Linked DNA regions of Homo sapiens: region 2 is linked to region 1. Evidence: read pairs that join two places in POLR2A ChIA-PET (ENCODE). Cell type or tissue: HepG2. All regions are shown on one strand. Each heading gives the region's core, and the rest is flanking DNA. Links, peaks and the distances in the headings are about the cores only. Region 1 holds the start of LINC01977 (long intergenic non-protein coding RNA 1977). Region 2 holds the start of LOC124904070 (a long non-coding RNA gene).

What was found. ChIA-PET counts read pairs that join two places held together with the same protein. Peaks named below come from ENCODE experiments on the same cell type or tissue, not always from the same donor. Only the 100,000 strongest peaks of a DNase experiment are listed, where the experiment ranks them.
Region 2: POLR2A ChIA-PET joins it to region 1 with 5 read pairs; 14 of 35 experiments call an interaction of 5 or more read pairs at or near these places.

Annotation. Positions count from the first base shown.
Region 1 is chr17:79,818,229-79,827,290 of GRCh38, forward strand. It overlaps LINC01977 (long intergenic non-protein coding RNA 1977), which reads left to right and starts at 5,224. Exons shown (of 3, transcript NR_146504.1): 1 at 5,224-5,310; 2 at 5,567-5,646; 3 at 7,856-9,062. RefSeq lists a silencer at 8,158-8,434 and an enhancer at 8,624-9,062. In HepG2, for the core only: no CTCF peak of the experiment used is centred there; a DNase peak (open chromatin) is centred at 4,473.
Region 2 is chr17:79,756,763-79,765,824 of GRCh38, forward strand. LOC124904070 (a long non-coding RNA gene) reads right to left here and starts at 2,265. Exons shown (of 2, transcript XR_007065927.1): 1 at 2,080-2,265; 2 at 582-951. RefSeq lists enhancers at 3,338-3,839, 5,554-6,054. In HepG2, for the core only: no CTCF peak of the experiment used is centred there; a DNase peak (open chromatin) is centred at 3,799; H3K4me3 peaks cover 284 bases.

The DNA of each region.
Region 1 (9,062 bases), core at 3,337-5,836:
TCTGCATTGAGTATCGGTCCCAAGTGGAGGCCACAGGAAGAAGTGCTGTTCCCTAGTGGTCTTAGATGCTTCATCAGCTAAAGCGTGGGGCTCAGTCTCCTGGTGTCCACCTGTAAAATGAAAGTGGTGTCCCAGAGTCTCTCCAAAGCTCCTTGTGGTGACTCTATGGTCCTAAGAAACCGTTCACTTTATAGGCCTATCTCAGTGCACAGCTGATGCCTCTGATGCAGGGGTGGCTGTGGCTGTGCTGCCGCTCCTATGGGGGAGGCATCCTGGCCAGCACGCTCTTTGCACCTGATGACTCCCTACGGCAGCTGCACAGCACTGCAGTTAGAAGCCCAGGCCACGTGGATTTCAGCCCCGGCCCTACCACTCAGTAGCTGTGTGACCCTGGGCCAGGTGTTTGACCTCCCAAGGCACCCATTTCCTCATGGAGGTAATAATAGTATCTATAACCTCAGTTTACCACACGGATGAAAAGACAATGCATGTAAGGGTTCCTCCGCGGCACCTGGCTCAGTGAGCAATCTGTAATTGTGAGCTGTTGTCATTAAGAGGCCGTGGGAACACTAGTCGGTGGTGTGTATATCCAGGGGTGGGTGTTGCTTCTGGCATCTCTCCTAAATTCAAGCTGATGATGAAAGTCATCAGAGAGACAGAACAAAATACCCCACAAGCTATGACAAAAGGAACCTGTATTTCATAAATCAGAGAAGAGTAAAGGACAGAGACCAAAGCCAATAACTAGTGTTTAAACATGCAGAGAGAAAGAGAGACAGAGAGAGAGATGTTTCCTCTGCCTTCCACTACCATGGGCAGGTGGGAAATACCACCGACCCTGGGGACCCTGGGATGGTCCCTGAGTGGGCCGTGTGCCAGGAGCCTGGCCAGAGAGCCAAGAGTGGTCATGGCCCCCTGGGAGTTCTACTCTTTTCTAGGCAGCAGCAGTGACTGAGACCTTGTACACAAAACTCATTCATTCAATCAGTATTTATCTAGGACTTCCAGAAACAGTGCTAAGCTGTGCTGGAGAGTGATAGTAAAAAAGACACAGTCCCTACCAGCGAGAGACATTGGGTCCAGCTGATGAGTAAGACAAGCCAACAGAGTAGGGCAACAAGACCAGGATCCCTTCGGGGCATTACTGAGCACACGGCCTCGGTCTGGAATTCTGGACACATTCTTCACCTTAACTGGGGGTGCATTGGGGATTTAAAACCCCCAAGAGCCAGGGATCTTTCCCACCCAAGCTAATTTCTGGGCAGCTGTGCCACTGCAGGGCATGCAGAAGGAAGAGAGCCTTCCAGAGGAAAGTCGCCTTGTTCCTTGCTTTGTGACCCTCATCTCTGCGAGGTAGAGAAGAAAAGGAGGGCTCTTCCATCGGGAGCTTCCAAGGTTCCGGGTGAGAGCTAGCCAGCTCTGCATTTGGAGCAGAGAGAGGTAAGCGGCCCAAGCCTGCTGAGCCTGCGAGGTGCTTCGGGAAGGGCCACTCTGGAAAGCATTATTTATAGATCTGACTGTTTGCCCACTCTTATCTTGAAGACAGGAATTTGGGACACTAGGTCACAAGTTGGTCTCTTCCTTTGTCAGCAGTCCATTCAACATGGCAATGCCCACACCCACCTCACAAGGCATGGATGACACAAAGAGATGGCTTGCCTGCAAGAGACCCAGCTGGTCTGGAGTTGGAGGCACACTTCATTTCTCTGCCCAGCTCGGCAGGCGGCTGGAGCAAACCAGGAGATCGCCTCAAATGTTTTAAATGTCAATATGGTCCCTTCTTGCTGGCTTGCCAAGATTTGACCAGCTAAATTGGCCTGTGTGGTGTGTTCCCTGCAGTGCACGGTACGAATTTAGATCTTTCATCAATGCTGTAAGGGAGGCTGGACAGCCGTCAACAGCAGCATGCAAATTCCCAGGGATGCTGTTCTGAAGGCTTCCACCTCCATCTTGAGAGCTACTTCCTGTCTCTTTGGGGCTTCAGTTTCCATAAAGGCCCTCATTGAACCCTTGGGCCCTAATTGGATTGGGGAAGAGACCAGTCCCATTTGGGAGACCACAGTGCCTTCAGCACCCTTGGCAAACTTCTTGGGTGCTGCAGTCCTGCCTAATGCCAGCCTTCTAGCAAGGCCTAGGGCGGGTCTGTCATTCCCACAGTGTCATATGTGCCAGGGGACAACCTAAATTGTGAGCTACACTCACCTAGACTACCAGAGGGCTTCACTTGCTCAGTCATTACTCAGCCAGCCGGGCCACGTGGACTATTTTCTACTGACTTTGCCTCTCTCCCATCACAGGGAGGCAAGTGAGAGAGTAGGAAGGCGTTGTTCTTCTCTAGCATGGTCCACTGTCAGGAGGGGAACACCAGCCCAGCATGAGGAGAGTGACCTGGGGGCCGAGGGTGATTTTTTTCTTTCTTTCTTTCTTTTTGAGACAGAGTTTCACTGTTGCCCAGGCTGGAATGCAGTGGCACGATCTCAGCCCACTGCAACCTCCGCCTCCCGAGTTCAAGTGATTCTTGTGCCTCAGCCTCCCGAGTAGCTGGGACCACAGCTGTGCACCACCACGCCTGGATAATTTTTGTATTTCAGTAGAGATGGGGTTTCACCATGTTGTCCAGGCTGGTCTCGAACTCCTGACCTCAGGGGATCTGCCCGCCTCGACCTCCCGAAGTGTGAGGATTATAGGCAGGAGCCACCTCGCCTGGCCCCGAGGGTGCTTTAGTTTTAGAATCTTCTCATTATAGGTGTGGTTGAATGTTTCTGGGACCCAAGCTGTCACCAGGAGCTGGCCCCGTCATGACAAAATAATTCACCCCTTCCAATCTACCCTTCCCCAGATGAGATAAAAATGACTGGGCATCCAGATTAATGACTGGATCACATGCAGGAACGTACTGGCTGTGAGCAGCCCTGGGCCAGGGCAGAGGTGAACTTGACAATCATGTGGACGCTGGCTTTTGATTACTGCTTCTTCTGGGCTCACGCTACCCAGGGCTCTCTTTAGACCATCTCTAGGTGAACTTTCTGCCCCAGGAATGATCACCTCCATTTTACTGGTGAGAGGTTCAAGGACTTCCCTTCCTTCTTTCCTCCCTTCCCCTTCTCTCCACTTCCTTCTCCTTCCCTCCTACATCATTTTTCCCTTTCCTTTCTTCCTCCCTTCCTTTAGCAAATAGCCCTGGAGCAGCTGACCGGTTCTAGGAGCTGAGAACAGGGTGATGGGTAAGAGGGACAAGGGCTTGCTCTCACGGTGTTTACATTCTAGTGGGGGCAGGAGACAAGTCAACAGATCAATAATTTCAGATAAGAACAGCTGCTCTAAGAAGAACAACTGGGGAGTGAGATGCAGTCCACTTTAGGCCGGTGGTTGGGGACGGCTTCTCTTGAGAGGTGGCATTTAGGGGACTAAATGGTAACAATGAGCTGGCCTTGGGCAGGTCTGGGGGCAGAGCCATCAGTGCCAGGGCACAGAGCTAGGAAATGCAGAGCAGCTGGTACCCACGACTGGTCTTGCCTGAACCCCTAATCCTTGCTCTTTCTGCCACATCCTGCTTTCCCACTTGGCCAAAGAATTGTGGTTGGCCAAAGGTGGGGCTAAGCTGTGCAGTGGGAGGGGCCAGGCTGAGCTGGAGGTGGCCAGGAGCCTCCTGGTACAGGGCCCTGGTGCCAGTGTCCTCACCCTCCCAGAATCCTGTTCATTTGTGTTGAGGACATGGGGTGAAGGATCTGAAAATGCATGCGCAGGCAGACGACCCACCCAGGCCATTCACAGCCGCAGCAGTTTGGGACTCTCCGCTTGGCCCAGGTAGGGAGGCACTTGCGGTCCTTCCCAGGCCTGCCGTGAGGCTCCAGGGCCAGCGCCTATCCCCAGCCCCAAGGAGGCACTCCGAAGAACCTATTTTAAATCTCAGCTCAGCATTTTTGGCCAACTTACAGAGAAGCTGCAAGATGAGTAAAGGAACTTGCCTATATTTTTTATCTAGATTTACCAGTTGTTGACATTTGCCCATCTGCTTTGTCATTGGTGCTCTCTCTATTCTGTGTGTGTGTGTGTGTGTGTGTGTGTGTGTGTGTGTGTGTGTGTGTGTTTGTGTTTGTTTTGAGATGGAGTCTCCCTCTTGTTACCCAGGCGCGATCTCGGCTCATTGCAACCACCACCTCCCGGGTTCAAGCAATTCTCCTGCCTCAGCCTCCCAAGTAGCTGGGATTATAGGCACCGGCCACCACGCCCGGCTAATTTTTTGTATTTTTAGTAGAGACGAGGTTTCACCATGTTGGCCAGGCTGGTCTCAAGCTCCTGACCTCAGGTGATCCGCCTGCCTCAGCCTCCCAATATGCTGGGATGACAGGTGTGAGCCACCGCGTCCGGCCTTCCCACATATTTTTTTCTGAACCATTTGAGAGTCCATTGGAGACCTTGTGCCCTTTCTGCCTGCATACTTTGGGGTAGTGTGTTTTCCCTGAGATCAAGGACAAGATCTTACACAACAACCACAGTGCAATGGCCAGAATCAGGATGTTTAACATCAATCCAATACTGTTGTCTAACCCACAGTCCAGATGCCGTTTTCTCAGTCTCCTCAATAATGCTCTTTATAACTCACTTCTCTTTTCTGTTCCAAGAGCAAAGGATCCTGCGCTCATTCTGCGCCCTCTCCCTCTGGTCTCCTTTGCGCTGGGCAGGACCTTGGCCTCTCTCTGTGTTCTTTCACCTTGGCTTCTGAAGAGTACGCATCTGGGATTTCTTCGTGGTTGGATTCGGGCGCTGCGTTCTGGCGGGAAAACCGCTGGAATGACACTACGGACTTCTGGGTGCGGCTTCTCAGTGTTGGGAGGCCCACGATGGCAGTTTGGCCCATGATTGGTAACACTGGCTTTGATCCTTCCAATGTGATTTTTTTTTAACTTTTATTTTAAGTTCAGGGGTACAAGTGCAGGTTTGTTACGTAGGTAAACTTGCGGCGTGGAGGTTTGTGGCATAAATTATTTCATCACCCAGGTATTTTTTTTTTCTTTTTTGAGACGGAGTCTCGCTCTGTTGCCCAGGCTGGAGTGCAGTGGCCCGATCTCCACTCACTGCAAGCTCTGCCTCCCGGGTTCACGCCATTCTCCTGCCTCAGCCTCTCGTGTAGCTGGGACTACAGGCGCACGCCACCATGCCCAGCTAATTTTTTGTATTTTTAGTAGAGACAGGGTTTCATCGTGTTAGCCAGGATGGTCTCGATCTCCTGACCTCGTGATCCGCCCGCCTCAGCCTTCCAGAGTGCTGGGATTACAGGCTTCAGCCACCGTGCCCAGCCTCACCCAGGTATTAAACCTAGTACCCATTAGCTGTTTTTCTTGATCCTCTCCTTCCTCCCACCCTCCACCCTCCAAAAGACTTCCGTGTGTGTTGTTCCTTTCTATGTGTCCATGTGTTCTCATCATTTAACTCCCACTTATAAGTAAGAACATGTGGTGTTTGGTTTTCTGTTCCTGCGTTAGTTTGCTGAGGACAATGGCCTCCAGCTCCATCCATGTCCCTGCAAAGGACGTGATCTCTTTCTTTCTTTTTTTTTTTTTAGATGGAGTTTCAATCTGTCACCCAGGCTAGAGCACAGTGGCACAATCTTGGCTCACTGCAACCTCTGTCTCCAGGATTCAGGTGATTCTCGTGCCTCGGCCTCCTGAAAAGCTGTGACTACAGGTGCACACCAACACGCCTGGCTAATTTTTGTAATTTTTTTTTTTTTTTTTTGTGAGATGGAGTCTCGCTGTGTCGCCCAGGCTGGAGTTCAGTGGCGCCATCTCGGCTCACTGCAAGCTCCGCCTCCCGGGTTCACACCATTGTCCTGCCCCAGCCTCCCAAGTAGCTGGGACTACAGGCACCCGCCACCACACCAGGCTCATTTTTTGTATTTTTAGTAGAGATGGGGTTTCACCGTGTTAGCCAGGATGGTCTCGATCTCCTGACCTCGTGATCGCCCGCCTCGGCCTCCCAGAGTGCTGGGATTACAGGCGTGAGCCACCGCGCCTGGCCTAATTTTGTAATTTTAGTAGAGATGGGGTTTCATCATGTTGGCCAGGCTGATTTCGAACTCCTGGTCTCAGGTGATCCTCCCGCCTCAGCCTCCCAAAGTATGGGGATTACAGGCGTGAGCCGCCGCACCTGGCCCACGTCGTTCTTTTTTATGGCTGCCCAGTGCGGTGTTTTTGATTCGCACCATTTCCCGCCTCCTCTGGGCCTTTGTGTCTTCCTCGTCGTTGTCCTGGGCACCCCGGTCATCCTGGGTGCTCCTCGCCTGCTTCTGTCTGTTTCTGTTATGATGTTTCTCTGGTGTTTGGTCCCCGACCCTTTGGCTTCCTGACCTCTGTTTCTGTCTCTGTCTTTATCTCTGCTCTTCTCTTGGTTTCCTCTCTCCCTGCTGCCGCCTTCTCCCTTGATTTTATCCCTGTCTCATCCCTTTCTTATTCTCTCTCCAAAACACTGAAATGTCCATGACTGCAAGTGCCACATGGATCAACCACCAGGTTAACCTACAGCTAAAGACTGCAAGGTGCACCCTCTGGTTCTCACTTCTTTCCTAAGAGGATTAAAATGGAAGTGAGGAGAGTTCCCTCTGCGGAGCTGGACCTTGGAGGCCTCATACTCTACCCTAGGCGAGACTCATCCAGGAACTCATCTCCAGGCCCAGGAGAAAGGGCTGGCTTCAGGACCAAGCATTCCATAGGAAAGCTCCTCTCCCTGCCATCTAACTGCCTTCTGCCCACCCATAGGTCCTCTTGCACAGGAGGGCACACAGACCCCTACTCCCCTGTGGACCTAGGGCTGAGGTTCGCTGTGGTTTGGCTACAGCTGAGCAAATACTGTCTGTCTGCCTGCCAAGGCAGAGTCAACTCCCAGCTCTGAGGTTAGCAGGTTTCTCACCCTTTGAAGGACGGGGCCCACAGCAGCCTTCCTCTCCACTTGGTGGTCACCGGATTGGAGGAAGACCAGACCCTCACATCTTTCTGGGTTAGGCCCCAAACCACAGTCTGGAGAATGGAAGCCAGACCACGGCCCTCTAACAGCCACACTTGACCACTCACTCACTGCTTCGGCATTGAACTTTGAATTATGTTATCATCATTCCTATTACTATACCTAATTTTATAGCTGGTAGACAGGTAAACACTGTTCCTGACTGGAACTCAGATATCCACTTGTGGGCAAAGAATGGTCTCTCTTGCCCAACGATGATGTCTTGGCAATGACATCATCATTGCCAAGGTGATGATGTCAATCATTCACCTTGATGTTGACTTTTGTCTTTGGGGCCTCACTTTCCCCATTGTAGAACAAAGGGCTTGGAATAGAAACCCCCTGGTCCCTCTCTGTTCTGAGCTTCCAGGAGCTATCACTCCACCATCAATGGGCCAACCCTTTCCTCTGGGAGGGGCAGATGACTTACACTCCCCGTGGAGCTGACCCTGCGCCGTCCCTGGTCTTGGTTATGATGATGATTTGGTATGTTTGTGTGTGTTTCCCTCCTGGACCAACCCCTGGGACTTCCGCCCTTCTGGTTCCTCTGCAAACATTTGTTTTCATCTTAGTCTATGGAACAAGACATCACTAAGGACCAGAGTGATGCAAAAGACAAAGGGGAGAAACACTCCTGGCCACCCTGTCTAGTTCTTCCTGCTGGGCCAGGGGCTGCTTAGCACCGTCTCCAGCCTCAGGCCCTCAGCAGTCTCAGGGCTCGCCAGCTGCAGGTTAGGGAGCAGCTCAGAGGTTGGCCTACCTTTTCTTTGCCTCTTCAGGTGACACAGCTCAGGGGATGTCAGAACCAAGGGCCTGGAGAGCTCACACTCCACCCAACCCTCTCCTTTTGCAGATGAAAAACCCAAGGTCCAGAAAGGGGACGCAATGGCCATAGCAGCAGCAGAGCAGGGACTGAATCCCAAGGCTGATGACTTTGACTTCGGTGCTCCAGCATTCGTCTTCCCTGGATTTCTCAGCTCGCAGGCTCGATAACTCTCTTCTCTCCCCAGACTTGTTGGCAGGCAAGAGGAATAACTCATGTGAGTCAAAAGCAATTTGCAAACATAAATAATTTTCAATGCCAGGAGAGGAGACGGTGGGAAGATGCATGGAAGGTTGAGAGGAACACAGCCAGCCCCAAGTCTCCCTCGCCCTGCTGGGCACTTCCTCTTTCCACCTCGGCGCTGGTGGGAGAGTCGGAGTGCGCCATAAACAAGGCAGGAAACGGCTATCATGATGCTCACTTCCGCTCTTCCTAGAAGGGATTCTGCTCGGCAATCTCTCCACTCCCCACCCCCTGCCATGCACAGGATTTTGTACTCCCAGCTCCTCTGGAGGCTCAGAGGAGGAGATGGTCCTGCTGCACTGGCCCAGCCTTCCTCTACCTGGCTTGTCTTTTTCCTTGTCCTCAACCCCAAACAGCAAGTATCCTAACAAAGAATGGATAGTACACTATTATTTTTGTGACATTCATCTCAGTGTCATATTCCAAAGGAGCTTGACATTAATTGTCCTGTTCCTAATTTGGACACTGGTTTACGAAAGTGTGGTGACCACTGGAGACTGTTCTCTGACAGTGTAACAGGTATTCGCCCCTTTCCCCAGGGTACTAAGACTCACGTGGCCCTGACAGCCAGCACAGTCTCTTAGGAGGTTCCGGAGGGTGGCAGTGGGAATGAGCGTAGAGCCGTGTCATTTCGGAGGGCTGAGTGCATTCCACACATCTTCCCAAAGCCCACCCCAAGAGGCTGTCTAACGCAGGGGGAAACAATGAGAAACCAGATACCATGGAATTAGCAAAGAATTTCTCAGATGAAACAGGAAAGGGAGGAAATCCAGAGGGGTTTACATTACACCTGGCTCAGGTTGAAAGGATTCAGGGCCAGTTGTTGGCAATATTAAACTCCAGGCTGCGTTTGAAAGGGTCCTTCACTCGGGCAGCCAAAGAGAGGCGTTCCTGCCAGGATAGGTTGCATCGCTGCAGATCTCCAGCCCTACGTGCATACACACGTGCACACACACGTGTACACACACGTGCACACACATGTATGCACACACAT
Region 2 (9,062 bases), core at 2,553-5,052, 62 kb before region 1:
GTGTGCCCAGGGCACTTCATCCCATCTGCTCAGCCACACCAAACCCAGAGATTCAGGGTGCAACCTGTGGTGATCTCGAAGTGAAAATATTTCCCTTGGATTATCTCATAACATTTCACAGTGGAACTAGAAGGAGGATGTTGAGGCATAAATGAAGCCAAAGGCTTAATTGGAGGGATGTGGAAAGGCAACGGAGAGGCCGCAGCATGGTTGTGTGGAAGAAGGGCTTCAGCGTTGTTGAGTTTCAATTGCAAAGCCACCTGGAAGCAGATGGGGAAAGCCTCTCCATGCAGGAGAAAGAACAGTAAAAGTTCCCAAGAAAATGTTCTCGAGAGCCTCAGCCCCAAACGCAAAGTGCTCAAAGAGCTGCCACTGATGCCCAATATCAGGCCAGCCCAGCCTAGAATAAGGACATCAAACACATTGGAGAAGGGAAGGATAGAAGCTGTTCCCCATCATCCCCCAGGCCCCATCCTGGGAGCCCCGTCACCAACCACCTTTCTCTTTAGTCCTCAGCTGGCCTCGATATTGTCACCAAGTAAACTTTGGGGTCAACAAACATGGGTAGGAACCAACATTAGCACGGTCAGCAAATGCGCCCCTGCTCCAGTAGCTGGGTCTTTATATTGTATCAGGAATCCTCCTGGTCCACCTCCCCCTCACCCATTCCTTCTACTCAACCAAGCTCCCGTACCACGCCACCCCCACCCCTCTTCATCGGCCAAGCTCTCCCCCACCTCCCAAAGGCAGACACAACCTCATCTCAGCTCGCCACCGTCCGCCAGGGGAGACTGACACACATTGACCGCTCCCCGTGCCACCTCTGCTGTGCACTAATGCATTCGCCTAATTTCCAGTAGTCAGTGACATTTCACTGTGGAGGCAGAGGTTTCCACTCACGCCAACTCAAGTCACTGCAGCCTTCATGGAGCTCAGGCAGGATTCGAGGCCCTAAAGAGGGGTGGTAAATAGTGAAGGAGGTTACAGGCACAAGGCAGAGAAATGATGGTGCCTTCCCATTCCAGGTTTACTTTTTTCTAAAGCATTTACTAAAACTAAATTGGAACATCTAAGTTGGTGATTGCATGATTGAGATATTGGAGCAAAAGAACAGCTTGGTTGATAGTTGAGTTTTCACATGGACAGTAGAATCACCGACGTTTTGCTGTAGGTATAAAATGATTTCCAGGCTGGGCAAGGTGGCTCATGCCTGTAATCCCAGCATTTTGGGAGGCTGAGGCAGGCAGATCACTTGAGGTCAGGAGTTCGAGACCAGCCTGGCCAACATAGTGAAACCCTGTCTCTACTAAAAAAAAAAATACAAAAATCAGCCAGGTGCGGTGGCACCCACCTGTAGTCTCAGCTACTGGGGAGGCTGAGGTGGGAGGAACACTTGAGCCCAGGAGGCAGAGGTGGCAATGAGCCAAGATCAAGCCACTGCATTCCAGCCTTGGTGGCAGCGGGAGACTACATCTCAAAAAAAAAAAAAAAGATTTCCAGCCGGGCGCAGTGGCTCACACTTGCAATTCCAACACTTTGGGAGGCCAAGGCAGGTGAATTGTTTGAGCCCAAGAGTTTGAGATCAGCCTAGGCAACATAGCAAGACTCCGTCTCTACAAAAAATACAAAAATTAGCCATGTGTGGTGGCACACATCTGCAGTCCCAGAGACTCAAACTACAAGTGGGAGGATCGCTTAAACCTGGAAGTGGGAAGCTGCAGTGAGCCGTGATCATGCCACTGCACTCCAGCCTGGGCAACAGAGTGAAACGCTGTCTCAAAACACAAAAAAAATTATTTCCTTCTCAAGCCTTCCAAATACCTGGTCTTAGCGCCTTTAATATACAACGAATGCTTACAAATACAACAGAAAAAGATGAGTAACCTAATACAATGGATAAATGATTTGGATAATATATTCAGACAATTCTCAAAAGAAGTATGCAAATAGCCAAGATGTCAGCCTCAATCGTAATGAAAGAAAATAAATCAAATGGAGTTGTAGTTTTCATCTTGTGGCATCTTTTAAAGCTTGATAAAAGCTACTGCTGATAAGAAATGGAAATAACAGGCCTCTCACCTCATGTCAATGTGCCTGGGCACAAGCAGAAGCTTCTGGAAGGGCAATTTGGCTTCATCCATCAAAATGTTAGGGCAGGTGTGAGGGCTCATGCCTGTCATCCCAGCACTTTGGGAGGCTGAGGCAGGAGGATCGCCAGAGGCCAGGAGTTGGAGACCAGCCTGGGCAACAAAGTGAAGCCCATCTCTACAAAAATGAAAAAGGAAAAATTAGATGTGGTGGCGCATGCCTGTAGTTCCAGCTACACAGGAGGCTGAGGTCAGAGAATCGCTTGAACCTGGGAGGTAGAGGTTGCAGTGAGGTATGACTGCACCACTGCAATCCAGCCTGGGCAACAGAGCAAAACTCTGACAAAGAAAGAGAGAGGGAGAGAGGGAGAGAGGGAGAGAGGGAAAGAGGGAAGGAGTGAGGGAGGGAGGGAGGGAGGGAGGCAAGGAAGGAAGGAAGGAAGGAAGGAAAAGATATATTGAGCTATTTCTTTAAGAGCTGTACTCTTTACTATATGTAAGTTATATCTCAATTTTGTAAACTTTTTTTAACCATGAGCATATGTTACATTTATATATAGGGAAAACACAATATATTTTTAAAAATTAAAAAGACAGGCTATAAATATATTTTTATCATGACACTGTATATCTTAGAGAGAAAACAATATATAAAATATATTTAAATATACATAAATGTTTAAAACATAAAATATGAATATTTTACCAAGAGCATATATTACTTTTATACACATGGAAAACACAGTATAGAAGGAAGACACAAGACCAGATCCGGGAATGGTGAATCTCCTCCCCCCAGGCAAACTGGTCCTTCTCACTTGGGCCTGAGGAGGACTCCACACCCCTCCCCAGCCCATACCTCTCAGTCTCACCACCCCCTTCCTGGCACTTGGCCACCAGCTTCAGGGCTGGAGACATTTCTTTCTTTCTTTTTTTTTTTTTAAGATGGAGTCTCGCTCTTGTTGCCCAGGCTGGGGTACAATGACGTAATCTCAGCTCGCTGCAACCTCCGCCTCCAGGGTTCAAGCGATTCTCCTGACTCAGCCTCCCGAGTAGCTGGGATTACAGGTGCGTGCCACCACGTCCAGCTAATTTTTGTATTTTTAGTAGAGACGGGGTTTCACCATGTTGGCCAGGTTGGTCTTGAACTCCTGACCTTAGGTGATCCACCCACCTCAGCCTCCCAAAGTGCTGGGATTACAGGCATGAGCCACCACACCCAGTCAGGGCTGAAGACATTTCTAAATGCTTGCACTTGAGAAATGGTGAGCTCAAAAGGAACTCCTGCTTGCCTGGCTGAAGGCCTTGTCCAGGAGCAGGCCTTGTCCTGGCTGTAACTGCGTCTGGGTTCACACAGCTTTGCATTGACAAAGACGGGAGAAAGGGGCTCTGGGGAGCCCTGGGCAGCTTCCAGTAGTCAGGGGAGGTTTCCTGCCACGACTACAGTGGGGCGACCGAGGGCAGAGGGCAAGTTCAGGCAAGCCTTGAAGAGACCCAGCTGTGTCAGCACAAAACGCAACCGTCTTTCCAGCTGTTGACCTCATAGCTGCCAAGTCAGTGCCCAAGGGGCTGGAGACAACAGGGCACCCACAGCTGTGCTCCGGGGCGGACACCTCAGCCCCCCAGGCAGCAGTGTGGATAACCCACGTGGCCTGGATGTGGTGGGTAAAGTGCTGGCATGCACCTTTGTTCGGGTGGACTTTGGGTCTTGTTGGTCAGATGGTCGTGGCTCCGCTGCTTTGATCCAGGGAGAAACAGGAAAGCAGAAGAGACACTCACTCCAGCAGGTAACCTCCGCCAGGCCGGCCCCACTCTATTCCCAGGGCGCTCCTGGGCCCCTGCTGCTGTCCAGAGGTGGTGGTTTTTCTTCCTTAAGTGAAACCACCAGTGTCTCCGGACTTGAGAACAAGCACCAGAAAGGTGAGGACCACCTGGCACTTTGTTATCCAGTCGCACGTTTCAGCTGGAGGCCAGCCCGCCGACATAACCCTTGGAGGGCCAGGCCAGGAGCATCTCCTCCTTTTCAAAGAAGGGGAAGCCGAGATGTGGGCAGGCTTGTCCCCACCCAAGGCAGCTGAGAAAGCCGAGAGCTCCTCTCTCCATTCTCACTCTCCAAACATCCATGGCCAACCCAGACAGAGCCCCCAGGCTCTACAGAAACCTGGACACCAGAGGGACAGACAGGACAGGAGAGGGGTGACAGTGTGGTAGAAAAATTACGTGGTCATTGGCCAGGCGCAGTGGCTCACGCCTATAATCCCAACCACTTGGGAGGCCCAGGTGGGAGAATGGCTCTAGGCCAGAGGTTCAAGACAGGCCTGGGCAACATAGTGACACCCTGTGTCTACCAAAATAATAATTAATAATAATAATAATAATAATAATTAGCCTGTAGGCCAGGCACGGTGGCTCACGCCTATAATCCCAGCACTTTGGGAGGCCAAGGCGGGCAGATCACTTGAGGTCAGGAATTCGAGACCAGCCTGGCCAACATGGTGAAACTCTGTCTCTACTAAAAAAATAAATACAAAAGTTAGCCAAGCGTGGTGGTATGTGTCTGTAATCCCTACTCAGGAGGCTGAGGCAGGAGAATCAATCACTTGAACCTGTAGGCGGAGGTTGCAGTGCACTGAGATTGCGCCACTGCACTGCAGCCTGAGTGACAGAGCGAGACCCTGTCTCAAAAACAAAACAAAACAAAAACAAACAAAAAGCCTGTAGTCCCAGCTACTAGGGAAACTGAGGCAGGAAGATCACTTGAGCCCAGGACTTTGAGGTTGCAGGGAACTATGATCGCCACTGCACTGCAACCTGGGTGACAGAGCAAGACTCCATCTCTTAAAAAAAAATATTGACTGGGCACAGTGGCTCACACCTGTAATCCTAGCACTATGGGAGGCCAAGGTGAGTGGGATTGCCTGAGCTCAGGAATTCAAGACCAGCCTGGGCAACACGGTGAAACCCCGTCTCTACTAAAAATACAAAAATTAACCAGGCGTGGTGGCACACGCCTGTAATCCCAGCTACTCGGGAGGCTGAGGCAGGAGAATTGCTTGAACCTGGGAGGCGGAGGTTGCAGTGAGCCGAGATCGTGCCACTGCACTCCATCCTGGGTGACAGAGCAAGACTCCATCTCAAAAAAAAAAAAAAAAAACAACTTAATGTATGTCTACAAGGCAACAAGTCCTTTGATATATAGCAATGTAATAACGTTGTCACACAGCTGCCAACCAAGCACCGGTCCCTGCCAGGCTCCACTCCCTCTGGAGTTCTCTTTGTCCTGATAGTTTTCCCACGTGGAATCTTCTACTCCAACCCCTCCCAACTCAACGGCAAATTCTGAATCTAAATCCAGAGTGCCAGCCTCTGGAAGCTCTGGCCTCGTCCCCACCCCCAAGCACTTGTTCACCCCATTTCCATTGCTTGCTGCCAGCCGCTGGCCTGGCCTCTCCCCAGAGGCTCCGAGGATGCCCAGCAGAAAAGCCCTGGCTCTGGGCAGGTTTTCGCAGACAAGACTCGCACCTCCTCTTGGACTCACGTCCCCACCCTCCAGGGACCCATAAGAGAGAAACCGGTGGCACAGATGGCAGTGCACGGCTCCCAAAGGGACCGAGTTGGCAACAGCAGGCAGTGCCTGGCCAACCCCATTGCACTCCACGTGGGGCATCCGCTGGGAGGCCAGGGTCAGGTGGGCCCCAACATTCAGAATGACAGACAGAAGTAGGAAAACGAGGAAGCAGGCCAGTGCCCATGCGGGGAGATCAGTCTTATTCACATTTTTCAAGAGATAACAGAAATCTGAACTTTTAGGTAAAACATCCCGTTTCTTACATTTCAGTTCCAATAAGAAAGCACACGTGCCGATTAGGGAAATGCAAATCAAAACCACCATGAGATGCTGCTTCACACCGACTAGGGTGGCTAGAATCAAAAAAGCAGAAAATCGCAAATGTTGTCGAGGATGTGGAGCAATTGGGCCCCTCGTGCAGTGCTGGTGAGAAGAGAAAACGGTGGAGATGGTTTGGGAGTTCCTAAAAAGCATAGAATTCCCATAGGCACCAGCAATCCCACTCCTGGGTATACACCAACAAAAACTCGCACACAAGTGCTCCTAGCAGCATTATTCATAAGAACTGAGCTCAAAAGTGGAAACAACATCAGTTGTCCACTGGAAGATGAATGGATACACGCAACGTGTCCACATGCAATACAGGCGTGGTGGCTCACGCCTATAATCCCAGCACTTTGGGAGGCCGAGGCAGGTGGATTTTGTATTCAGCCATAAAAAAGCTGAAGTACCGATGCAGGCCACTGCCTATGTGCACACGGAAAACATCGTGCTCAGTGCAAAAGGCCAGTCACCACAGGCCACATACTGGCTGGCCACAGTGGCTCAGGGCCGGGAATCCCAGCACTTTGGGAGGCCAAGGTGGGAAGATCTCTTGAGCTCAGCAATTTGAGACCAGCCTGGCCTACATAGGGAGATCTCATCTCTACACAAAATAAAAATAAAAAATTTTAAAAAGGCCACATGAGATTCCGTTTATATGAAATGTCCAGAACAGGCGAATCTGCCGAGACAGAAAGCAGATTGAGGGTTGCGAGGAACAGGGGGAAGGGAGAGAAAGTATGGGAGTTTCTTTTGGGGATGGTGGAAATGTTCTAAAATGGATTGTGACAATGGTTGCACAAGCTTATGAAGATACTAAAAATCATTGAATTTTACACTGTAAAATGGTGAGCTTTATGTTCGTGGATTATATTCCAAACAGACAGTGCAAGCGGAGCCAAGGATATCTATGGGCCAGATTGCACCGGGGGGCAGTACAGCTCCCCCTCAACCCTGAGCCTGAGCGCCGACCCCCAGCACTCAGTCTCACTGTGGGCTGGAATCACTTTTTTCTTATTCCTTCTCTAAGACAAAAATGTGCAGTAGAATTCCCCAATGAATACTGTGCCACCGACACCCACTGCTGCTGGTGATGGCAGTAGCCGGCCTCTGGGGAAAGCAAGGTGGCACCTACAACACTGGGCCCCATGGAACCACGGGGGCCTTATGCGAGGGAGGCAGGAGCTTCAGGGTCAGAGCAGAGATCAACGGAACATGATTGCTGGCTCTGAAGGTGAAAGAAGGGGCCGCCACGAGCGAAGCAATGTGGACCTCCTTAAAGAACTGGGAAAGGCAGGGAAACAGATGTCCCTTGGAGCCTCCAGAGAGAACCAACTCGGTCAGCACCTCGGCTTCATCCTCATGAGACCTGGGTCAGACTTCTGACCTCTAAAAGTGTGAGAAAATACATTTGTCTTGCTTTCTTTTTTTTTTTTTTTTTTTTTTTTTTTTGAGACTGAGTCTTGCTCTGTCACCCAGGCTAGAGTACAGTGGCACAATCTCGGCTCACTGCAACCTCTGCCTCCCGATTCAAGCGATTCTCCTGCCTCAGCTTCCTGAGCAGCTGGGACTACAGGTGCGCACCACCACACCTGGCTAATTTTTGTATTTTTAGTGGAGACAGGGTTTCACCATGTTGGTCAGGCTGGTCTCAAACTCCTGATCTCGTGATCCACCTGCCTCGGCCTCCTAAAGTACTGGGATTACAGGCGTGAGCCACCGCATCCAGCCTTGGATTGTTTTAAGTCACTAACTTTATGGTCATTTGTTCCAGCAGCAACAGGAAACTAATACAGCAGGTGATTTAATCTCCTTAAGACTTCATTGCTAGGCCAGGCGCAGGGGCTCCTGTCCAGAATCCCAACACTTTGGGAGGCCAACACGGGAGGATTGGTTGAGCCCAGGAGTTTGAGACCAGCTGGGAAACATGGAGAAACCCTGTCTCTATAAAAAAAAAATATATATATATATATACAAAAAATTAGCTGGGCATGGTGGCACACGCCTGTAGTCCCAGCTACTAGGAAGGCTGAGGTGGGAGGACTGCCTTGCTTAAGCCTTGAGGGAGAGAGGTTGCAGTGAGCCAAGATTGTGCCACTGCACTCCAGCCTGGGTGACAGCCACACTCTGTCTCAAAAACAAAAGGACTTCATTTCTAAAATTATTATTTAATAATTTTACCTGCTTACCAATGGAAGGCAAAGAGTAAATGATATCATCTTTGTAAAGTGGCTGTCCCAGTCCTTGGCACATAAATGCTCAGTCATGACGAGTATCCAATGACAATTGCACAAGCAGGAAAAATTATGTTTACAAGGAAGTATACTTATATGAGGACATGCTCCTAGTGTGCTGATGCCGATGGAAGAAATTATAAAGATTGTATACATATATCGCCTATGTAAAAATGCAAAAAGAACAATTATATAAGATATTAATATCGCCTTTTTTCTGGGTGATCTTTATTCTATCTAAATTTTCGTGTATTATCTATGGAATGTTTTACTTTTTACTTTTTTTGTTGCTGTTATTAAGAGACAGGGAGGGCCAGGCTCAGTAGCTCACGCCTGTAATCCCAGCGCACTTTGGGAGGCCAAGGTGAGCGGATCACAAGGTCAGGAGATGGAGACCATCCTGGCTAACACAGTGAAACCCAGTCTCTACTAAAAATACAAAAAATTAGCTGGGTGTGGTGGCGGGTGCCTGTAGTCCCAAGCTACTGGAGAGGCTGAGGCAGAAGAATGGCATGAATCCGGGAGGCGGAGGTTGCAGTGAGCCGAGATCACACCACTGCACTCCAGCCTGGGCGACAGAGCGAGATTCTGTCTCAGAAGAAAAAAAAAACAAACCCAAAAATTAGCTGGGCATGGAGGCAGGCGCCTGTAATCCCAACTACTGGGTAGGCTGAGGCAGGAGAATCACTTGAACTCACAAGGCAGAGGTTGCAATGAGCTGAGATCACACCATTGCACTCTAGCCTGGGCAACAGAGCGAAACTCTGTCTCAAAAAGTAAAAAATAAATTAAAAATAAAAAAAGATATTATCTTTGGTGAACTACCTGAAGTCTTTTGCCCACTTAAAAAAA